Regions from separate parts of the Homo sapiens genome. Here region 1 is linked to region 2. A link is a loop called in an ENCODE intact Hi-C map of the cell type or tissue named here. Cell type or tissue: CD14-positive monocyte. All regions are shown on one strand. Each heading gives the region's core, and the rest is flanking DNA. Links, peaks and the distances in the headings are about the cores only. Region 1 has its middle 24 kb from the start of GPRIN3. Region 2 overlaps GPRIN3 (GPRIN family member 3).

Evidence for each region. Peaks named below come from ENCODE experiments on the same cell type or tissue, not always from the same donor. Only the 100,000 strongest peaks of a DNase experiment are listed, where the experiment ranks them.
Region 1: it touches region 2 in a loop (1.8-fold over the local background); 6 of 110 quality-filtered maps call a loop at or near these places.

What each region holds. Positions count from the first base shown.
Region 1 is chr4:89,330,640-89,333,558 of GRCh38, reverse strand. No RefSeq gene overlaps it. Among named protein-coding and RNA genes, the nearest start is that of GPRIN3, 24 kb to the right of the region's middle. In CD14-positive monocyte, for the core only: no CTCF peak of the experiment used is centred there; DNase peaks (open chromatin) are centred at 1,428 and 1,728; H3K4me3 peaks cover 1,691 bases; H3K27ac peaks cover 1,860 bases.
Region 2 is chr4:89,283,269-89,286,187 of GRCh38, reverse strand. All of the region lies in intron 1 of GPRIN3 (GPRIN family member 3), which reads left to right. Among named protein-coding and RNA genes, the nearest start is that of GPRIN3, 23 kb to the left of the region's middle. In CD14-positive monocyte, for the core only: no CTCF peak of the experiment used is centred there; a DNase peak (open chromatin) is centred at 1,177; H3K4me3 peaks cover 816 bases; H3K27ac peaks cover 2,275 bases.

The DNA of each region.
Region 1 (2,919 bases), core at 193-2,692, 47 kb before region 2:
CCCGTGATGCCAGTGGGGCATCCTGAATGTCACTGAGGCATCCAGTGCTTCTGAAATTCAGAAATGGACAGAGGTGTTCTGAAATGCTCCTGCTCAGGGAACACTGGCCAGGACATTTCTGGGGTCTGGACACTGAGAATGCAGAATAAGCTGCCTCAGGCTGGGGTCCAGGGCCCCTTGTGTCAGCACTCAATGTTCACTGATCAAGAGGCATAGAGAAGGCCAGGTAAGATCCACAGGGCCTGAAGCATATAGAATTTTAGGAGGCCACTTTAAGAAAAAAGTATACAAAATGATCAATATCATTCTAAGAATGAAAGTGAATATTTATTTATTTATTTTGAGATGGAGTCTCTGTTGCCCAAGCTGGAGTGCAGTGGCACCATCTCGGCTCACTGCAACCTTTGCATCCCAGGATCAAGCAATTCTCCTGCCTCAGCCACCCGAGTAACTGAGATTACAGGCATGTGCCACCATATCCGGCTAGTTTTTGTATTTTTGGTAGAGACAGGGTTTCACCATGTTGGCCAGACTGGCCTCGAACTCCTGGCCTCAAGCACTTCTCCCACCTCAGCCTCCCAGAGTGCTGAGATTACAGGCCTGAGCCACTGTGCCTGGCCAAAAGTGAATTTTTTTTTAATAGAGAAAAAAATATAAGAAAGCTTACAAATACTACAAGTCTCACAAAATCTAGATAACATTTTTATTAATTATTTGTTTATACCTTAGTAAGACATTTTTCCTACATTTTGGACTGCATACTCTTTGATCACCTCTTCATAGGATAATTGTTTTGTAATATTTTCTATAGAGAGGATAAAAAGGTAGATAATTCACATTTTCCTCAAGTATGCTTGATTGACTTTTTATTATTGATAATTGGAAAGCATAAAACCCATGACTTCATGCACAGATGTACCTGTGTCCTACAAACACAGAAATTCTAAGTTCTATTTTGCATAATTTCCATCAGAAAAAATATATGTATGCATGACATTTACAAGTATATATGCTACATTATTCAGTATATTCCTGGCCTGAGGAAACTTCTGTATGTCCAGTTGTCAGTGAGAATTGAATCCTCTGTTTACTATTTCACCCCTCTGATGACTGGAGGAAACTTCTATAGGCTTTTCCCAAGCCTTTTTCTCCTCCACTCCCAACACACTTCTGGTGCCAGGCATTCTAGGCAGTATATCATGATAGCACTCCAGCCCTGCACATTGTAAGTGGGTACAGCAAGTGACAAGAATATTTTTGGAAGCCATTACTACCAAAGGTTGTCCAGCATATAACTTAACCATTTGTGGAAGTGACTCCAAACCATATAAATACATCACACTAAATACAAACTGAGGTTTGTCACCTTCCCCTTAGATGACCAATATTCTTACGGCCACTCCAAAGCCACTTTATATGGCAGACAGCTTTAGTGGAGGGGAAGTCAAGTGGCAGGCAACAGTGTCTCAATCAATTGCTGTTGAAGTGTTTTACTTTCATTAACGTGACAAAAACTATGACCATAGGAATCCATCATTAAGGCCCTTTCTAAGAGCTCAGAGGAAGGCCTGCAAAGGAGAAGCTCTGAAGTTTGAGCTTCATTAACTACATAGCAAATTCAACCCTGGGCATGAGACATCTCAGGGAATAGAAAGGACAAGACAACAGAGGGAGGACTAGGAGCCTTCCCCCTCGCCTCTCCATTCAGGGTCTAGATCTCATCCTGGGGAAGGGAAGGAAGCAGAAACACTGACTCACCCTGGAAAAGAGGAAGATTTAAACCGAAAATGACTGAGAAAACTTGAACGGGCAACTTAAAGTTTTTCCTCATTCTTGACCAGAATCAGAGGTCTTATGGGTAAGGTGAGTTCAGGTACAGAAAATAAAACTATATTTCTGCATTTCTAAGCAATAATTTTAAGTAACCACCCCACTACATATGAAAATTAAATGACTGAAACAGGAAAAGCCAAAGAATATAACCCCCGTTTTAACAGAATTGTGAGTTAATATGAACACTTAAAAAAGGAACAGATAACAGCTTGGATAGCTTTAAATAACTTTCTGTGATAACTTCTAAATCCCCAAGGTTCTGTGTAACTTTGACAAAGACATGGACCCAGAATTAATTGATCTTATCTTGGTTTCACTATGGCACTGGCTGATGATGGCAAGGTCTGGAAATAACACCTGGTGTCTGCAAGGAAGCTAACCCCTATGTCAACCCTTCTCTCTGGGTTTGCGAGGAAGAGAGACAGTTGCAGCAGGAACAAATTACTCCACCAAAAGATAATGTAAGACAGTAAATTTGGTTGATCACTGCTCTGGGCTAGATTGTGTCCCTGCAAAATTCATATGGTAAAGTCCTAACCCCCAGGATCTCAAAATGTGACTATATTTCGAGATAAGTTTTTAAAAGAGGCAAATAGTTTAAAACAAGGTCATATGGGTGGGCCTTAGTCTAACAAGACTGATGTCTTTATAAGAAGAGGAGATTAGGGATGCAGACAGGCACAGAGGGAAGACCAGGTGAAGGCACAAGGAGAGGACAGACCAAGGAGGAAGACCTGGAAAGAAACCAATCCTACTGTCACCTTGATCTCAGATTTCTAGCCTGTAGAAGTGTAAGGAAACACATTTCTGTTGTTTCACTACCCAGTCTGTGGTACTTTGTTAGGGAAGCCTAGTAAACTAATACAACCCCTAACTGAGGTCTGGGTAAAATGGAAGATTCATTTTATGCCCATAAATAACCATGATTTTATAAAAGTTTTAAAAAATAGTCTCTTGTTCATATCTACCATATCTACCAATTTGTTTCTTCATATCAGCCAATCCTCTCTGGGCATTGATAAGACCTTTTTTAAAAAAGGAAAATGTCCTAAAAATTAATATGTCACAATAAGACTCATATCCCTG
Region 2 (2,919 bases), core at 178-2,677:
CAGAGAATATCACAACTCCTCAAGCATTATTTTTCTTAATTTTTATTAACAAATTAATGTCATCTTAGTTTACATATATATATATATATATATATACACACACACATACACGTACACATGTAATTGAGCAACCTCTGCAAGAAGGAAAATGTCTAAAAGTTAAAGAAAAGGATATGTTCTGCAAAAGAAAAAGTGAGAGAGCTGACAGTCTTTGCAACTGAGGAAGTCAAGCTAGAAAATGATTAATCCAAATGAAGAACTAGTATACGGCTTCTCTTTCCCCTGAGGATAAATTAAGCAGTTGGAGTAGCAGAGTTAGAGATTTAGGCAAAAGAATGAGCATTCTAACAAGCTACTTATCCATAGTAATTCCCTCCCAAACACCAGTTCATAAGCCAGTTCTTCTTGGATACACTGATTTACTTTGCATGCCTTTTCCCCATCTCTGTCAGTTTCAGTTTGTTTACAGAAGAATATTTGAGGAGTAATTATGGAGAAAGGAGATAGTAAAATTTGGGAAAAGTAAAAAGAAGTGAATTGGGTGACAGAACAGGAAGTTGAGATATTTGTGATGCAGCCTGAGGTGTCCAACACATTTTCAGAATTAAAATGTCATGTTATAAAGCATGATCTTTTGGTTATTCTATGATTGTGGAGTAGATGGGGTTGTAACCACCTGGGGGTTCTTCCTGCCCACTGCACAAATAAAGACCATGGCATTGCAGTAAAGAAAAAGTTTAATTGATGCGAGGCTGGCCATGCCACATGGTAGACAAAGTTATTACTCAAATCAATCTCATAAAGGCTCATATGTTTAGGGATTTTTCTTTTTTTTTAATTATTATACTTTAAGTTCTAGGGTACATGTGCACAACATGCAGGTTTGTTACCTAGGTATACATGTGCCATGTTGGTTTGCTGCACCCATCATTTACATTAGGTATTTCTCCTAATGTTGTCCCTCCCCCGCCCCCTGACCCCCCAACCGACCCCGCCCTGTGTAGGGTAGGGATTTTTCAAAGGCAGTTTGGGGGAAGGGGTGAGAGTGGCTAGGTGCTTGCTGCTGATTGGTTGGGGTGGAGATGAAATCATAGGGAGTCAAAGCTGTCTGTCCCCTTGAGCTGAGTCACTCCTCTGTGGGGCCACAGGAGCAGTTTGGCAGGACCAAGTGGAGCCAGCAGTGTCAGACATGCAAAAGGCCTGAAAAGATATCTCAAAAGGCCAGTCTACATTGGTGATGTTATTGCAGTAGTAATTGGGGAAGTTGCATATCTTGTGACCAGCCTATTAGCAGAATTCAGGCTCCTCTCCTTCCCCTAGCCTGATGGTCTCATTCTCATTTAAACTATAATCTAAATGTCTTCCAAAGTTAGCTAGGCCTAGGCCTAAGTCCAAGAATAATTAAGGCAGCTTGAAAGCTAAAGGCAAGGAATGGGGAGTTGGGTTGGCTAGATCAGATCTCCCCCACTGCCATAATATTCTCACTGATATAATTTTTGCAAAGGCGATTTCAGGGTGAGAAAAGGGAGCTAGGGAAGGAGCAGTGGACTTGGAAGGTAGACCTGGTGGTGAGTTCCTGTTAGTAAGAAAGCCCAAGTAATTCTACTACCATAATCACTAATATTATTGCTGTTACTACTAGCTAACCTGTGTGCAAAACTCTCTTCTAAGAATGCACAACAATCCTAGAGGAAGGTGTTATTTTCATTCCTGGGTGGCAAGTGTTACAAACCTTAGGCACTGGGGAGTCAACTAATTTGCCTGAGGCCACACAGCTTGTAAGTGGCCAACCAGATGTGAACCTGAATAATCTGATCCTAGAGGCATTGTTAACCACTGTGCCTCTCACACAGTGAAATGTTTCCAGAAGGTAAGGGACAGTAATTCTGAATGGCTGGCAGTCCTCCAGCATGTGGTCTTCAGCCTCCTGTCTCTGTTCATGCCGTTCATTTGCTTTAGTGGCCTCTTCCACCCACCCATTCCTTCACCTGGCTGACTCCCCATCCTTCAGGGCATTCTGCCCAGCACACCTTTCCAGAATCCTGCTGAGGCCCTTACCTCACCAGCTTGTGGTGGGTACCCTGTGATACCATCTGTCATAGCGTTTACCTCAACACAGTTGCTTTTCTGCCTTGTCTTAAAACCTTGGATCCTTCCATTCTTTCATCCTTCGCATTCAATCAGAGGGCACAGCTGATTTGACCTCTTCAGTATTTCTAGGTCCATCCTTCCCTCAGTTCCTGCTGCCAGTGCCCTACTTCTCACAGTTTCACTTACAAAGCCCCCCGCAGTTTTACTTTGTCACACCCTTTAGCCCTATATCTTGCATCCGGAGCTGCAGCCATGCCAACTAAATATTGTTCCAGCCCCACCCCACCCTCAACCACTTCCCCAGTAGGCTGCCTGTATATCTATTCATGCTTGTCCATATGCACCTGAAATGCCCTTTCCTCCCCACTGGTGAAGTCCTGCTTAGTTTTCAAGGCAGCATTGCTGTTGCTTACACTCAGAGGCCTTGGGTGGGCCTTCTCTTAGATATGCCAGCATTGTGCACTCATAACACCCTATGCCGAGCTCTACCAAAGGGCTCACCATTATACCGTAGTCCAGTCTCCCTTTATGTTTCTGCCTCCCCCACTAGATATGAACTTCCTGAAGGTGAGGACTGGCAGATTCCACCCACCTTGTGTGTACCATGATCTGTGTGATTACTTACTATGTTCCTGGTATTTTTTTCCTTCCCTGTTTTGCAGCAGATCTCCACTGGTTCCCCGGAAGCTTTCCCTGATTGCAAAAGTTGGAATGAGTCATTCTTTTCTTGTGTTACCATTGAAATCTGTAGCAATGAAATCACCTTTCTGCCCAGTGGATGTGAGCTTCTGAAGGCAGGAATTGAGCCTTTGTGGCTCTCTAGAACCC